Linked DNA regions of Mus musculus: region 2 is linked to region 1. The links are chromatin loops, found by intact Hi-C in ENCODE. Cell type or tissue: heart. All regions are shown on one strand. Each heading gives the region's core, and the rest is flanking DNA. Links, peaks and the distances in the headings are about the cores only. Region 1 holds the start of Ngly1 (N-glycanase 1). Region 2 overlaps Ngly1 (N-glycanase 1).

Evidence for each region. Hi-C counts contacts between places; a loop is a spot of excess contacts. Peaks named below come from ENCODE experiments on the same cell type or tissue, not always from the same donor. Only the 100,000 strongest peaks of a DNase experiment are listed, where the experiment ranks them.
Region 2: it touches region 1 in a loop (2.2-fold over the local background); 2 of 42 quality-filtered maps call a loop at or near these places.

The regions. Positions count from the first base shown.
Region 1 is chr14:16,244,084-16,253,173 of GRCm38, forward strand. Ngly1 (N-glycanase 1) reads left to right here and starts at 5,231. Exons shown (of 12, transcript NM_021504.3): 1 at 5,231-5,414. The coding sequence starts at 5,284. It also overlaps a transcript of Oxsm not described here. In heart, for the core only: no CTCF peak of the experiment used is centred there; a DNase peak (open chromatin) is centred at 5,228; H3K4me3 peaks cover 1,763 bases; H3K27ac peaks cover 1,441 bases.
Region 2 is chr14:16,308,985-16,318,074 of GRCm38, forward strand. It overlaps Ngly1 (N-glycanase 1), which reads left to right. Exons shown (of 12, transcript NM_021504.3): 11 at 1,330-1,507; 12 at 1,875-2,942. The coding sequence ends at 2,050. Among named protein-coding and RNA genes, the nearest start is that of Top2b, 52 kb to the right of the region's middle. In heart, for the core only: no CTCF peak of the experiment used is centred there; no DNase peak of the experiment used is centred there.

The DNA.
Region 1 (9,090 bases), core at 4,155-6,654:
TTACTTGCTCAGAGATAAATCTGTAATGGATAAGTAGGATAAGTAGCAACACAGCCAGGGGATGTCTATTAACTGTTCAAGTCTGTCCCACGTGTGAGCTTTGCTTTTTCTTCAGATAAAGGATAGACTATGCTATCTTGTAGTCATGATTATATATTTTCTTGTGGGCAATAACCTCTTCAGGCCATCGTTGCCACGTATGCTTGCTTTCCAAATGTAGAAAAGAATCTGAGGTAAGTTTAGCTATTTCCTCATTACTCCTGGATATGATTTATTGTCTACTCTGTCTAAAATGTTTAAGAAAATTCAACTTGTTCCTGATCCAGTAGCTCACCATTTGCTTAGTATGATCTCCCTGCAGTGAAAATTGTGCTGTTTCCTCCAGTACCTTTTGGCAATTTGTTTTACATACAAATTTCTGATCTCAAAAGGCATTGGGGTATGTGGACTGTGGAAGGTTAGCTGAAAGGGGAACTCTGTCTATGCAGCCATGGAGAAGTCATGTCATCATCCATGCTGCAGTGAAACTTTCTGGCCGTGCAGATGCCCTAGGCACTTACTCCTGTAAGGAACCCTTCACCCATGCTCTGAAGTAAGCTGAATAAACTTAGAGTGCCCTAAGTCGGACCTGGGGATTTTGCTTTGATTTATTGTTGTTGCTTTATAAAGAGGCTGGGTATTTGTTTACATCTTCCCAGGGAAAGAATTGTTCTCAAAACAATGCACCCACATAAAACGTGATATAACAAGACCATAATGTATATTTATATTTCTCTCTGTGATCATTTTACTTCCATCTGGAAAGGGTTAAGAAGTTTTTAAAATCATAATAACAGCTATATGTGAATTATTACCGTATTGTTTGCTAAAATATCATGGTGTATTCATGAATACAAATCTTCAACTTGGTTTTGCTTATCATTGCCTCCTCTTATTATTTCTCTGGTTCAAAGCTTTATTTCCAAATACAGTTCTCAATTAAATAAACTTTCTATCCAAACAATTAAACTTCTGTTTGTAATATTATTTTAGCACAAAGGAGACCAAGGTCAGTGCTATCTCATTAAGTCATGAAATGCTTCAAAGAAGTGGACCTAGACTTCAATCTGTAAACTGGGTGAATACATGTGTAGTAACTGAGGGGAAGGCAAGCATTTCAACAGACAGTAGTACAATACGGACAAAACACCAGGACTTTGGGGCCAGTGCCAAATTTGAGAAGCTGGACTTAGTAGATAAAGTTATCTTCCACTAAGCTTTATAGCTTGATAACCTGAATTCCATCTCTCTCTCTCTCTCTCTCTCTCTCTCTCTCTCTCTTTCTCTCTCTCTCTCTCTGTGTGTGTGTGTGTGTGTGTGTGTGTGTGTGTGTGTATTTTGGTTTGGGTTTTTTTTTTTTGTCATTGTTGTTATTGTTGTTGTTCTTTGCTCTGGTTTTTTCTTTTTCCAAGACAGGTTTTACTGTGTAGCCCTGGCTGTCCTGGAACTCACTCTGTAGACCAGGCTGGCCTCAGTGTCACAGAGATCCATCTGCCCCTGCCTCCAAGGGTCGGGATTAAAGGTGTGCATCATCACGGCTCAGCCATTGAGGCTTGCAACCATTTCCAGAACTCTTAACAGTGGAAGGAAAAAAACCAACTCCCAGAAATTGTCCTTTGATCTCCAAATGCCATGGCAAGGGCATGTGTATGCACTTGCTACACACACACACACACACACACACACACACACAAATAAAAATGAGGTGTGGGAGAAATGGCTCAGAGGCAAAGGGATATTTCCAGAAGGTTATGGCGACAGCATATCAGCAGACAGCAAGCATGGTGGCTATAGGAAGAAATGGAAAGTTCACATCCTTTACCACAAGCATGAAGCCAAGAGAGCAAACAAAGGTGTTTTCTCTACTACTTTCAGTGACATACTTCTTCCAGCAAGATGTGCCACCTAACTATTCCCAAACTGAACTACTGACTGGAAACCATGAGTTCAAATACTAGAGCCTGTAGGAAATATTTCCATTCAAACCACCACACTCTACTCCCCGGTCTTCATAGATGCCCTGGAGTCTTTCACAGTCTTAATACTGTTTAAAAGCCCAAAGTCTCTTCTAAGATGCAAAGCATCACAGAATTCAACCTTCAGTAAAATAAAAAGGCAAATCACATATTTCCAATATATGGCACAGATTGCCATCCCAAAAGGTCCAAGTGGGGAATAAGAACATAATGGACCAAACTATGACTAGAATCCAGCAGGACAAAACACCAAATCCTGTAGCTTCGTGTCTTCTGTTAAGGGCTCCACACCTCCAGCTTTCCTGCCAGTAGCCTGCATCTCTCTCTTAGGCTGGTCCTTCTCTATTGACCTCCTTGGCAGCTTTCTCATAGCGTTGATATCTCCAACATCTTGTGGTCTCCACTGGAACCCAAGCTTCCCTTTCACAGCTCTACAAAATGGCCTATCATGACTCTTATTCTCTCAGTATCTTCATGCAGAGAATTCCATACCACATGTTGCCTGGCCTCAGAGGCTCTCAGAAGCCACAGAGGTAGGATCTGTGACACTTCATTCTTGTATCCTTCAAGTCTAAACCTGGCACTGTGGCTGCCAGCCAGGGATGGGGTCACTTGAATCACATTAGCAGCAATACTTTTTCATTCAGTAACTTTCTGGGATCAGAAAAGACTTTAGGCTATTGTACAAGCTGGAAGTTTTGCTGAGTGAGGTCTTGGCTAGAGAGTACCCTTTACCTTTGTTCCAGTACAAGGCAAACTTCTCAACTATGTGAAACATCTTCTCTCTAGCACATGCCTTGGCTGTAGTGTTAAGCTCCCTAGATCTCCTTTTCTCTACAAACAGTACAATTTATCTTGTTTTCTAGCCCAAGTCTTCCCAAAGCCTTCTATAAATATTCCCCTAGCCCCACAAAATAAAACCACATGGTCAAGTTCATCCCAGCAATATCCCACTCTCTTAGTACTCGTTTCTGTCAGTCAGGAGTTTGCATGTTGGTACTCCTTTTCCCTGAACTGGGAGTAATCCAGGGAAATGAGCCCCTACCAATCCCAGTTGTAGATATGATAGCTGCCCAACATAAGAGGGCAGTTCAGGTCATGCCACTCTTGGTCGCTTTAGAAATAGCAGCTGGTACTAGAATTGCAGGAATAACGACTTCCATAACACAATATGATAAATTTACTTCCAAGCTCAGCACAAGTTTTCAAAAAATATCTGAAACCATGCTTACCCTAGTTTTCTATTGCTGTGATAAAACACCACAACCAAGGCAACTTATAAAACCATTTACTTTGGCTTATGGGTACAAAGGTTAGAGTGCGTGATGGCAGAACTGCATGGCAGCAGGCATGGCAGCCAGAGAAGGAAATTGAATACTCACATCCTTTACCACAAGCACAAGCAGAGGGAGTAACCTGGACATAGGGCAGGAGCATGTACTCTCAAAACCTAACTGCCTCCCATAATGCACTTTTCCTAACAAGGCTGCAGCAGCTGGCCTGCCTGTATCCTTTATATACTGGGATTACAAGGATCAGTCAACACTCACAGCAAATAGCTGGGAATACAGCATTTGAAGTTGGGCCACAAACATAATTATTACTTTGTTATGGACCAGAAAAAAAAATGCTAGTAGTTAGCCACTGAAAAATTTAAACAACAGCTAATAACATACTTTGTTGAACATAATATTCTCTTTCTAAGACTTATTCTTTCAAAGTCTCATAGATATACAATGTTCTTTGGCCACAGTCCATCCATTATCTCTCTTCCATCACCTTTGCCCTCCCCTTTAACCCCCCTTTCCCTCATCTGCCTCCTTCTTTCATGTCTTTGGTGGTGGTGGTAGTAGTGATATATGTATGTATGTATGTATGTATGTATGTATGTATGTATGTATGTATGTATATTTGATTCTCCTGCCTCTACCTTCCAAGTTTTGGGATTTGCCAACATGCCTAGCTGAAAACAATATTCTTGAAGTTGGTCTACAAACCTAAGTGCTAAAAATGTAGGTATATTTTACAGATGAATATTCAGAAGTTCTTGAAAATTCTCCGAAGAAATTGCCCAGAAACATTAAAAAACAACAGATAATAAAGTGTCAAACGAGGTCACATAAGTAAATATCTTTAAAACACAAAGCCAACAAGTACCTGCTACGTGCTAGTGATTCATATATGTAATTCCAGCTATTCAAGGTGAGTGGAGCATGGAAAACTCCTGACTACAAATCAAGGTCAAGTGCACTCTTAGTGGCATTTCAACATTAAAAAGTAATAAAAAAAAGCCAGGTAGTGGTAGACAAGCCTTTAATTCCAGTACTCAGGAGGCAGTGATCAGGTGGATCTGAGTTCAAGCTGATCTATAGCTGGAGTTCCACTTTACCCAGAACTATGCAGAGAAACCCTCTTCTGAAGAAGAAAAAGAAGTAATGAGGACTGAGTATGAAGCTCAGTGCTGGAGCCAATTTCCAGGGTTGATGTCAGTGACAAGGGCATCAGCTAAGGAGGTTAGTGATTCCCTTTCTAAGATAAATTAAGGATACTGGTAAGGGATATGCCAGTATGAGTCAAAGGATACAATGTGTATATAAACTTTATTTACTTGTTTGTTCCTCATTTTATTCTATTATTGTATATGGGTTTTATGCGAGTATCCATAGGACACTCCCAAAATGCTCCTTGCATCAGAATCATACCTTGTGAGCAACAACTGAGTTTTCATCAACAGAATTCGGAAAATACACAAATCAGAAACCCAGAAGAGTTCTGAGCTATGCTCTGTTTTTGAAGCCGGACACTAGTAACCAAAGGGCAAGACTGCAGTAAATTCCCGTGTGAGCCCAGCCTAGGCCACAGACCATGATCACTTTCCCTTCCCCATAACCGCCCCCACCCCACCCCACCCCCCAAAAAAAAGACATAACAAAAACTTGCTCGGTCTTCTGGAGTCTTTTCTTCCACAAAAGACTTTTATCTACCGTAAAAAGAAGGCTGTGCAATTATCTCTGGGACCCTACCCGACACAAGCAGCCACCACAGCTCGAGATCTACTCCACTGGCTCGGCCCCTTGTACCCCGTACCCCAACGTTCGCAACCGGCCTCTCCGCGGCTCGCCCCGCCCCTAGCCCCTCCCGGAACGCCCCGCCCCTCGGCTCCTCGCCCCGCCCTCTGGCCGCAGGCCTCTGCGGCGGCCTAGGCGCTCCTCAGCGCCTGCTCAGTGCGGGCCGCGGTGCGCGAGGTGGCGAAGGCCGCGGCGCAGCCATGGCGTCGGCCACACTGGGCAGCTCGTCGAGCTCTGCGTCCCCGGCCGTGGCCGAGCTATGCCAGAACACCCCGGAGACCTTTCTGGAGGCCTCCAAGCTGCTGCTCACCTACGCCGACAACATCCTGAGGTGCAGCCGGGGCCCTCGAGCCTGAGGGCCGCAGGCGGGCGGGGCCGCGGACACTCGGGCCTGAGGCGGGGCGGGCTGGGCGACGAGGGCCCGCCGAGGCTGTCACTGAGTTTGACAGCTGTGCTGTCCCATCTCGCTGCAGGATCCCGGCGCTGTGGCTCAGCCCGAGTGCCAGTTAAACGTTCACGCCGAGTTTGGCGGTTGACACATTTATAGTTTAAGTTACGAACTTTGTGTCAAGTCACCTTTGTACTGAGTGCAGCACTTTCCACAACTGGCTGGGAGTTTGAGTCAGCACCTCCCATGGCCGCTCCGGTCAAAGAGTGTGGGGAAGGGATGCGGAGGGGCAGACAGTGGAGGTCACTTCAGTTGAGCCCCTGGGCGCTGGCTCTTACAAACACACCGACCCGAAGTCTGTAGGAATTCTTAGTTTAAAGGCTGTACAGTTCATGCGGACCAGCTTTAGAGAGTTAGTTGTTAGAGACATTGAGGTGTTGTCCTGTACCCCAAACTGGCATGGAACTTGATCTGTACCCCAGAACTCATGCCAGTCACGACCTACCAAAAGCTGAGATTACAGGTGTGTGCCACCACAACCATAATTCTTCATTTAGGTGACATTAGTGATATTTAAAATATATTTGAAAAGGGAATATAATGTGATTCTATGCCAGATGTTATGCAGCATTTGGGCTTGCACATAATTGTGACTTGTGTGAAGATGGCCTTCCTCCTTTATGACACCTCAGCTTAACCCTGAGATCTCACAGCACCTCAGAGTACAAGGTGTCTGAAAGAACTCATAAGCTTGATTCTCCAGAGCCCACAGCTGGCGTTTCATACTGAATTGTTTAAGTCTTCAACCTCCCACCCCCATACATAAGAGAAGGATGGATTTGTAAAGACATTTCGATTCTGTTAGTACAATGAAACCAAAGATGCTAAGATCAGAGTACTTTGAAAGATAGCTTTGCATGCAGACAGTTATTTCGGATCATGACCATCATTATGAATATTTACTAAATTTCTTAAAGAAACTGGTTCATTTTACAGCCTTTACTGTGGCTTACATTTCTGATCTTGGAGTTTTTGTTTTATAAAGGAAATTAGAGCAGTTTGTAAGAGAAATGATTCAGGTTGATGTGAGAAAATGCTCCTTTAGTTTGTTTTCAACAAGTGTCCTTGTGTTCTTAGAATTCAAGGTCTGGCTTGGTTGGGAGATGATATCCTGCTTCTTCATGTCCAAATCCAGTGACTTCTTAACTCTTAAGGAAAAGCTCCATGTCTTCCTGGTCCCTGACCGCACATTATAATTATACTTCTGTAATTTGGTAGAGAAAATCAGGTTCCTCTTTGCATTGCTATTTTCTTTTAAACCCACTAGTGCCATAGTGGAGGCACTATTGAAGGCATATTGTCCCAGCATCTCATTTGCCTCAGTATCAGAACAATTTATAGAATGGATATGCAAATAAAAATGCATTAGCTTGTTTTGAAGTAGATACTTGTCACTGAAATCTACAATGAAATAATACTCTTAAATTTCTGCTTGAATATTTATCATATCCTAACAGTAATAAATCTAAATAAGCTCCAAAAGAAATGTGTGCTAATTTGTATGCAAAAGCTGCCACCCATTTTAGATAAGATGAGCTTACTATGGACTTTATCAAGAGCAAAACAAAGCAACTCTGTATTAGTTTTCCTGACATCACAGGTGAGCTGCTTAGCTAATTTGATTCATGAACCAGAGTTTGGTTTAGAACTTTTCATGTACCTAAGAATAATGTTGAACTTCTTATCCTCCTACCTACACCTCTAAGTTACAGGTGTGGGCTACCACAATTGCTGTTATGAGCTGCCACAGATTGAGCCAGGGCTCAATGAATGGGAGGCAAGCACTCTACCATCTAAATGGATCCCCTGTCCCTAGTTCATTTATTCTTTAATATAAATATTTGATATTGTACTGTTTTGTTTACAAAGCACACATAGTGTTTGACTATTAACTGTACTGAGTGAAGAACCAAGAATCAAACATAGTTTCTTTGTTCAAATAATATAAATGTATTTGGGAGAAGAAAGGTTTGAAAAACAGCTACAGTGTAACATCAAAGAACAATTCCAAGACAGTGTTAATGTCTCTGTCTTTATATTTTTATGTTAGGAGGTAGTAGGGAGACCAAACATGAGACATTTAGTGAAGGGATAGGCAAAGGTGACTCACAGTTTCTACAGTGGAGTTTCCGGGAGGAAACCATTAGAAGAAACAGGCATTGATTATGAAGTCACTGCATAATCATAACAATAAACCCAATGGAATGGAGAAAGAGAATTTTCAATGACAATGCAAGAAGTAATAGAAGACAAAAAACTTCTAATTTTTAATGTAGGTTGCCACTGACACGTAGAGAAATTGAGTGTAATTGAAAGTTGGTGAGTCTGCTGGCAGCTTGTGTGGTGGTATATGTATAAACATTTTAACCAGAGCAGTAAGTTTCAATTTTAGTCAACTATTTTAAGTGTCATTATAGGCAATTTACATATAATTTCCAAGTTTAAGTTTACCTTATAAAAGGAAGAAAAATACTCTATTCTAGGACTACCCAACATAAATGACCTGGCACATATATCGCAACTACTGAGGTGGTTGCTATTATTATTATTTCTATTAAATTAGGTGAAAAGTTTGGTGGAGTGTTTGACTGTTTGTTCTTTGAAATTTCATGTCTGTAGCCCATTGTTTATTCTTCATCTCTTTCCCTGTCACCATCCCCTCTAGTGTACAAATTCCTCCCACATGCAATTATTTTTGTAATGTTTTGTCTTGTGCCCTACAGTGGGGGTTTTGTGGTTTTTTTGGTGTTTGAGAATTGTTTTTTGTTATTGAAACAGTTCCGTCGTTTGGCATATTGGGATTATAGGTATACACTACTGTACCTTGATAAGTAGTCAGTGTTTGCTCAAAAGAAAAGTGGATGCTAGAGGAGGGGCCAGTGGTAGTTCTGTATCCTTCCTAAGGCAGAGCTGTTTCAGAAAAAGTGGGAGGGAGAATGTGACTTTCCGTAACTAATTCAAATACAAAGGCAAATATTATTTTTCTGAAAATTAAATAGTTTGGTAGATAACTATGAGAGTAAAACACCAAAAAAGACAAAAATATTTTCAAAGATAAAGTTGAGCACAGTACAAGAAATTCTGCTGCCTTCTCAAGATTCTATCCTTTTAACATCATGAAAAACTACATATTCAGAAAAATTTCCCAAGAAAAGATACAAGATAATTGCTAAAAAGTGAAGTAAATATTACAACTTACAAAAGTATTTAATAGGTAACAGAGATGGATGGGGGAAGCATCAAAGCATGACAACAAAAACAAAAAACTGTACAGAGAAAATTAAGTTGATAGAGAATCAAGCAAAATTCAATTCAATGCCCAGGATACCATAGAAAGGCAGGGCTGACTTTGGGCTTAGTCTATGCTTGAACTCAAGCAAGTCTGCTTAGCATTTTTAATTTAAAAATGGGTTAAACATTCATAGCAACTAAGATCTGAAACAAGGGGATTGTGAGTTTGAGGTGAAACAAGCCAAAGGAAGATAGAGAGGGACCTGGGAACTGGGTATGCCCGTCTCTGCTGGGCTTTGCTATGGCATGACAGAGCCCAGTAAGCAGC
Region 2 (9,090 bases), core at 2,468-4,967, 63 kb after region 1:
CTTTCTTCTGTCATTTGGAGTATTCTGGAAGGGTAATTTTCTCAATTAAGATTCCCTCTTCCCAAATATATCTAGGTGTGAGTCAAGTTGACAAAAACAGTTCATACAAGCATATTTAACCAAGAAGAAGGACAGCAAGTAAATGCTAGTCACTGTTGTTCTTACCTGATGATAGAACTAGACAACAGAGTAGCACATACAGGAAGATAGTCCATAGTTGGTCCTTCAGCCATTTGCCCTACATCTAAAGACTATCAGTTATGTTTCTAAATGAACCAGTCTAATTTGCATATCTGTCCATTTGTGTGTATTATATAAATTACATAGCTTTAATGCCTAATAAGTACTTCATGTTTATTAGAAATTCCCCTTCCCCATGAATCCAGAGCTTATACCCACACAGTCCTTTTGATGTGGTTCCATTAGACAAAACACAAATAATTACACTGAAGTAAGGAAAGTTTGGCAAGTCTAGGCATGATGAAGTGTTGAAGGACCTTGGACACTGACAGACTTAAGGCAAGAGCCTGCGATCTGAGGTACATAGACTAGGCAGATGCCATGGAGGACATGGAACCTAAAACTCAAACCTGATGAGAGAGGTGTTGGGCAGCAAGAGCAGATACTATCATGCATAGCTAGTGCAGCATAGTGAGAAAGGGCCTCTTATAGAACATCTCTTCTCATACAGACACAGAGTAAGAGAATAGAGTGAGATTCTTACAGTCAGGCCTGAGTAAGGGGGTTGAGCTACAGAAAACCCAGGTAGAGATGTGAGTTTCATGACACATAAGGAAGTTTGGCTGTGACAGGGATATACTGGAAACAGCCAGTAGACCTGAGCACCTTAAGCTATGACTGTTTCAAGTGAGAAGGGGTGGTTCACTGGAAAGGCAGACCTGTATGTCACTTCCACGGCCCTTGGTGGTGGCTGAGCTGTGTCATGTTCTTTGAGAGCCTGTGGCATCACTGTCATCAGAAGCGTGTTTTAAAATACTGACTTGAGGAGATGAGTCAGTGGGGCAGTTATTTGGAAGGACAGTCATGTTCAGCATTGTCTTTCTCGGTGCTTGCTTTAAGTAATAAACCTCTAAACAGATTATACTTTAGGGGACATATGTATTATAATAGCTTTTTATATGCACAAAAAGATGCCATAGGATATATTGCTAATAGCAAGAAAAATTATAGTATTAAGCATCTTTTTAGTGGGGAAATTTTCATTTTTAATTACCCTTTGTTCAAAGTATTCTGCAATGATAAGACTCTCATTTTCTACATTATTTAATTTCTTCTGAAAGTTCCTCCCACTTGCCCCAAATTTTCTAGGTTTATTTGGCCCGAAAAGAAGGATCATCTTTTGCTTATATTTCCTGGAAGTTTGAATGTGGGTCAGCTGGTCTAAAAGTAGATACTGTTTCCATCCGCACAAGTAGCCAAAGCTTTGAGTCTGGATCAGTGAGGTGGAAACTGCGATCTGAGACAGCTCAAGTCAACCTGCTGGGAGGTAGGTCCAACTACAGTGTTCACAGGAAGTGACCATTTGCCTGACACTCAGGGCTGTATGCATTTCATTGAGGTGTACTGAAGAGTTACTCATATAACTATATTAAAATTCATTTCATCTCATTTTGTATTAGACAGGCTGGTGTGTGTGTGTGTGTGTGTGAGTGTGTGTGTGTGTGTGGTGAAAAAATTCAGGAAGAAAAATAACCTCTTTGTTACAAAGAATATATTTCTTCTATAAAGAAAAATACCTGTTTTTAAGAGGGGATTTTAAACTCTATCAGTCCTATAAGAGGTACATTTGAAACTTCTCCTCGTTTTTCAAACTACCAAAACTCAATTGTAAATTCTTTTTTTCCCTCCAACAGATAAAAATCTACGTTCCTATAATGATTTTTCTGGTGCCACAGAGGTTACATTAGAAGCAGAGTTAAGCAGAGGAGATGGAGACGTTGCTTGGCAACATACCCAACTGTTTAGACAAAGCTTAAATGACAGTGGAGAAAATGGCTTGGAAATAATTATAACGTTCAATGACCTCTGAAAGCCTGAACTTCAGGGAAATGCTGGCTACAATCACCGACCCGCCATGGCCTCCAGTAGTGTATTAGCTCAGTGTGTATCTAGTTGGCAGTTCACCATCCTGTGCAACAGGTTTCTTTTGCTGGCTGTACATCATGTAATCCTCATTAAAGTATATCTTCATAGTGTGGACCATAAGAAATCTTCAATTAAATGCTAACTTCTGCCTGTGATTAGAATTTGGCATAAAATATTTGGCATAAAGTAACTGTATGAAATTCTAATCTAAACACTGTTACTAAAGTTGTAAGTGAAAATGATGGTATTCATGATTAAATGCTGTTCATGAATGTGATACAATCTAGGGCTACTAGTTACTTAACATTTTCTGATTAGATTTTTCCAAACATTCTCAATTTTGAATAACTGTCAAAGTCAAGTATCTTATGTCATATGATGCATGAAGGTTTTTATCATTGTAAATATCTGGACAGTTAAAAAATAAAATGGATTATTTTTGCTTTATGCCTTTTCAGTGCTTACCTTGCCTAAAAATTGGCTTTCCTGGGTATGAGGAATATTGAAAACTACCTCAGTATATACTGGTTTTTCAGACATTTATTACTAACAGTTTATTTAAAGATACTTTGCAAGTTCCATAATGCATGGGAACTTGGGTATTCTTTACCTTTGAATTATAAGATACCTCATTGAATAAAATATTCTTGGCTTTGAAACTGTCTTGTATGAGAAGATTAAGTGATGTGACTGAAATCTAAAACCATTAAGCAGAAAGCAGATACTGTTTGAGACATGCTGTGATATACTATAGAGTAGGTCACTATAGTTTAAGCTGCGTGAATCTGTTTCTAGCTATAGGATTTAATACCAAATCAATAAAAATACTGGAATCTTATAGAGTGAAAGAGTAGCAATTGTCTCTAAACCTCATCTCTCCCATTTAAAACCAGCATCTTTAGGTGTTTACCAGTAAATAGTAGGCCAACTTTTGAGAAGTGCTCCCTTCCTAAAAAGTTGTATTTCGCTTTTCCTCATAAATATTTTCTACCATGACACACAAAAGAATAGATAAACTGAATAAAGGATGATCAAGAAAGAATACAAAGCTATGCTTGGCTACATGAGACCCTGTCTCAAAAATAAACCTACCTTGTTTAATTTTTCAAGTAGCTTATGTAGCTGAACTTTTATGTCTTAAGTATCAATATTCAGGAAGTCTCAAACTTCAAATTATTTGTAGCAGCATAAATGGTCAGGCACTTTACAAAACACTAAGTGCCTCTGAATGACAGAGCCCTAGGGAACATTCACCTTGTCGTGGAATTTTGAGGCCCTTAAGATTAGCTGTAAGCTAGTTTAGGCTTGTCATAGTTTCACCACAAAAACCCTCATCAACAAACAAAGCTAGTCTTGACCCATCCAAACAGTTTCTTAAATGTCACTACAGGCAGGATTCTCTCCCAAGACCATCTTCCTGAAGTGTAAGGCCATAGACTCAGGAGTTTGTGGGTACCATTTTATGGATATTCTAGGATACTCAACAGCAGTGTTTTTAGAACCAGTTAATTCAATATAAGCTATTCTAAATTTGGAGAGTCTATAATAATAGAAGTTTTGGGGTTTTTTTTTTTTTTGGTCTTATTTATGTATAAATTAGGAGATTCAAGCATGCCTTCCTTAAATGCTTTTGAAAGAAATGAAGACTAAGCCACTACAAAGTCCAGCTGATTTATTACACGTGGGTGTTTCCTCTAGATTGGCCACAACTACTTTATCTCATCCCCAATGTATAGATACCAAATTGAAAAGCTAAATGGGAGCTAACTGTACAATGAGATCTTAATTTTCCTTCTTAATTTGCTCTTCCCTCAAAAGCCTATGTAGTTCTGAGATAGAGTCTCTGTAACTCATGCTGGCCTCAAACTGGGGACAATCCTCTTCCCTCAGATTGCCACATGATAGAATTTCAGGGATGAACCACCACACTTGACCTTTATCCCCAAGACTCTAGAAATCTGCAAAGTCTAATTAACAGGAAATTCATAAGTAATCCAGAAAGTTTTGAAAAACTAAATAGCTGCTACTGTAAGGCCTGACAGGGCATGTCACAGAAATGTCACACTATGAGTTGCTACTCCAGCTACCTTATCAGTCTTCAAATGTGTAGTCTTGAAGCAGGCTGATCCAGACTTTGACCTTGCTGCCACTGAGAAGGAGATTACCTAGGGTAGAGCCTTCTGACCTTGATGGCTCTATTTGCTCTTCTCCAAGACTCTGCTTCCTGCTGAGAGGTACTTGAGACATTGTTCCGGAGACACACCCTGTAGATCACCTACGGGCTAGCTCCAGGCACCAAGATTGAGCTGGCAGGGGATGGGCCTACCCTCTTTATAAACACAGACTCTCAGTAAACTTCAGAGGCTTTGAACAGAAAGGTTTGTCTTGGCCTCTTTTCTCACCATCTGATCTCTTTTAGCCCCAGCCTGCCTTTCAGAGGAACCCAGTTCCCGTGGCCGCAGGCAGCTACACAAATGCTTCAATTGGTAAAGTTATTTTAGCTAAAAATTCAAACAAGATAGTCATGAAAATAAAAATTGCTGCCTCCACCCCCAACCCTATACTATTTCCAGAGGTGACCAGCAAGACTACTGATGTGGGATACCCAAGACTTCCTGTGGGCTTCACCTGTGTGCATAGATCAGCTTTCATATCTTTGGGTTTTTTTCTCTATGGATGTGCAGCCTCTCTCTGCTAGCTTTATTAACACTTTTAGAAATCTGTTCATTTCCAGTCATTAATCTCCTCATTTTATACCACACTGTTTTGTAATTTATACTGTCACTTTATTTACAGACTGTTGTTTTCTTTTTATTGCTAGATTTATTGTGTAGAACATCCTTATACATATTTCACATAGAATATATGCAAAGATATGTGCATTTAATATTTTGGTGGCTATACACTTAACAATGGTATTAACGAACAGCAATGTCCTCCCTTTTTTGCAAAAGCTAAATTGCAGTGGTGGCAGCCAGCCAGTGTTCCCTGCCTCTGAAGTCCCTTGTTCCCATTCCACACAAAATTAGAGCAGGCTCTGTGTCCAGTCAGCTGATGAATGTATGCTTGTGATCTTCTGAGGTCCGTCATTAAAGGCCTGCTGACTCTGGAAAGGCTCTCCTCTGTGACTCTGGGATAATCCAGCTAACTCCAGAAAAGGAAGAGATGGCCCTTCACTCTAAAAGCCAGCACTGACTAGCCCTTCCGCAGGGGCTCTGAGGCTGCACTTCCTGAGAGTGTGCTGCACAGGTCAGAGCTGTGCCACTCAGGACCAGCACTGCTGCATTCCTAGCATGTGCCGGAGCCTTGAGAATAAGTGGCCTTAAGAGACATGGAACGATTGTTACACAGCAATGGATAACTATGGTAAGTGTGCCATGTTTACGATCCTGCCATATGAAACCCTGGAGATTTACTGTGAGGTCGATTTCTCAGGTGCCACTAGATGCAGGGGCCACTTCAGAGGCCACTTTCCTTAGCTAGTTTTGCTTTCTGCTAATTTCCTGTTTATATATTCTTTTGAGTTCTTCCTTTTTCTTTTTTGAAGATGTAAACCAAGCCTACCTCTCTTCTCACTTCACTATAGTCATTATAAAATCCTGTAAGAGCCTCACCTTGCCTTTCTATTTTGTTTTATTGGGGTTTGAGGCAGTGTTGGTGGTAGCCCAAGCTAGCCTTGAACTCTGGATCCTGCTGCCTAAGCTTTAGAAATTCCAGGAATTTTCTTCTGTAGATCTGTGCCACAACTGTTAGCTTCATAGTTGTCCCAGCTTTCTTCCTCTTTCCGGGCATTGTGTACAATTCACAGTGGTGGCTTGTCTCCAGTATTTTTCAACTGAAACTTTTAAATGAAGATATTTGACATAACATCTGGATTTTGCATGCATGTTAAGAAGTGATATGTGGTGGCTGCTGTAGTCTATCTGTACAGACCCATACCCCAAACAGGAGCAGCTGGCAAAGCCTGTATCTGTACAGGCCTACACCCCCATGTAGGAGCAGCTGGCAAAGCCTGTATCTGTACAGGCCTATACCCCCATGTAGGAGCAGCTGGCAAAGCCTTCTCTAGGACAAGAATCCCTGCAGGCCCCAACCCTCCCTCTGTAAACCCCCAGCTTCAGTGACATCTCGTGCCAGTCACTCTTTTCTAATATATTTGCACCCATGTTCTTAAATATTCTGATTCCGTGTAGATCAAATGTAAAAATCGAAGTCAAACCAATACACTCCACATTTTATTTGATCATGGATTTTTGTACACAGTCCCATATAAGAGTTACCTGCGTAGAAGTGTTCTGCCCTATGAGAATCTTCACTTTATAGCTTTATGTTTATATTTCAGCCATTTAATATAGATTTTTTTTTAAAATGCAAGTTGCTTAAGCAAAGATAGTTAGAAATGCTGAGTAGTTTGTGAAGAGGCAGCTATCCTTAACATTGCAGCAACTTAGGACCCATGAAGAGGTTGCTAAAGCTTCCAGCAATCGTTCTTATCAATACCAAAATAAGAGTCTCTGTGTTAGTTCCTGTCTTTCCTCGGTTTCTTCCAATTGCCTGTGAAACAAATGTACTCAGTTTTTGTTGCTGTCTTTAAAATCAAACTATAAGTGGCTCAGAGTATTTTGAAAAGTGTATTCTTGTTGCACTTTGGGAAACCATCTCTACAGAGCTGGCCAGCTCTCTAGAGCATTCTCAGTTTAAAGAAAATAAATCATCATTAGGCTATGACCATGGTGGCACATAGTTGTAATTCCAGTATCAAGAAACTGAAACAGGACTGAGTGGTCCAGGTCAGTTTGACTACATAGAAAAACCGTATTTTAAAAAAAGGATGGTGAGGTGTCCTGTGCCTTTAATCCCAACACTTGGGAAGCCGAGGCAGGTGGATCTCCATGAGCTTGAGGACAGTCTAGTGTACAGAGTGAGTTTCAGGATTGCCAAAGCTACACAGAGAAACCTTGTCTTGAAAAACCCAAAGGGGAAAAAAAGAAGAAAGTCATTACTATCTTTATTGTTCTTTCCAGATACCTCTGCCATTATTTAATTATCCTACTGTTAAAAACTAATACAAAAAATTGCAAAAATAATAAAACTAAAGATAGTACGGTATGAAACAATGTATTTTCCTCTCAAGAGTATGAAGAACTTGGGACTGGAGAGATGACTCTGTGGTTAAGAGTGCTTCCTGCTGTTTGTCACTCATGAGCATATACCCCCCAAACATAAATGATACAAGAAATCCTTAAGTAATATAAACTTTTGCTTTCATCTACATCTTCTAATGAAAAACAACAGTACCAAGAGCTCCTCAGGACCCTCTTGTTCCCCTCTCCCCTTCTCCAAAGGCACCTCTCATTATTTTCTTGGTACCCAGATAGTTGGGTACCCCCTTCTCCAAAAGCACCTGCCATCAGAAATTTAGAGTTTGTTTATTGTGTGGTCTCTGGCTGTGCAAATAAATACTAAGACACTACTGATCTGCATATGTTTAAGCCTGTGTGCATGGAATGAATTATCATCCTTCTGCAAGCTGATGCTCCAGTCATTTGGTTAGACCTGAAGTTTGTCATCCTCAATGCAGGAGAGACCCTATAATATAAGATCCCCACCTTGATATTTGCTTGCCAATTTATGATTATCAGAAAACACCACAGAGTGGAATCTATCCTCTCTATCAAGTGTGCTTGGGAAGATGAATACCTTCTATTACTTTATAAGTACTGAAGCCATTCCTACTAGGAAAGAGACTTAGCAGGAAGAAAAGGAAGCAGCCTAGCAGCCATAAATAGTATGCTGAAGACGGCTCTTAAATATGACCTAGAGCAGGATGTCCTGTGTGACATCAGTGAGCTTACTATTTGGGAATGATCTAGGCTTTGTGGAAGTGAATGTTTGGAAACAAAGGCATATTTCTCATACTGAATTCCTGGATGGAGAAACACTGTTGTCTGAAATGGTGTGATATCCCTTGCAGATATAAAAGACTTAAGGAACAAAGACAGCCTTTGATTTCCTATTAATAAACATAGCCAGCAAGGATCTCACAATTCCTGTAATCTCAAATTTGAAACTTTAAATGCTGAAGAGGAATAGTGATGGAGAGCTTTGTAGCATGAGTTGTGAGGTAGTGAGTTCCAGAACTTTGTGGCTGAGGAAATGAAGCTGCACTTTTGCTGGGACTCAAGCATCTCACGACACCGACTGTGGAGTGCCTGCCCTCTCCTGCTGGGGGAAGGCCCAGCATTTCCTTAATAAAATGTCTTCTGAAAATAGTAAGAAGCAGAGGAGCTACCCAAAGACCCAGTGAGAACCTAATGTGTGCCCTCCTTTGGGGCATGGAGTCTGCTGTGTAGCCTTGTCTGCCCTGGCACAACTCTCCTGCTGCAGTCTCCCCCTTGGGATTATAGATGTATGCCTACATGCCCTACTCTAAACACCAGACTTCTTCTCTCCAGATAGGTGGGTGTGAGAACCTCAGCCCCTAGTTGCTCAGCACCATTTTTTCTGCTCTCCCTCCTTGTTCCATAGACCCTTGGCTCTAGGTATTCACAGATTTAGAGAAAGGAATGGCTCTTACAACTAGAACCATTCGACACCTGACTTCTCAAATGCTTCACATAATAAACCATGAGTTTTTTTTTTTTAAGTTTATTTATGGAAACTTCATTTTGCTTTGTGAGTGTATGTTAATTGTTTTTCTCAGATTGAATGTATTTAAGCCTTGTTTCCTGATAAAAATATAATTTTTAGTTCCCTCATCACAGAATGAATTACATACTGAGTAAATTATACTTCTATTTATGAAATAATCCCTTCTGTGAACTGTTGGTTTATGTTTTAGTATATTTTACAATGAGAATGCATAAATTGAACCAGGAAGAAAAGAAAATGTATATTTGATATTTCTGCTCCTTCTTTTTTTCTTTTTTTTTTTCTTTTTTCTTCTTTTTTGCTGGTGCCTAGAGCCTGGGATCATTAGACATA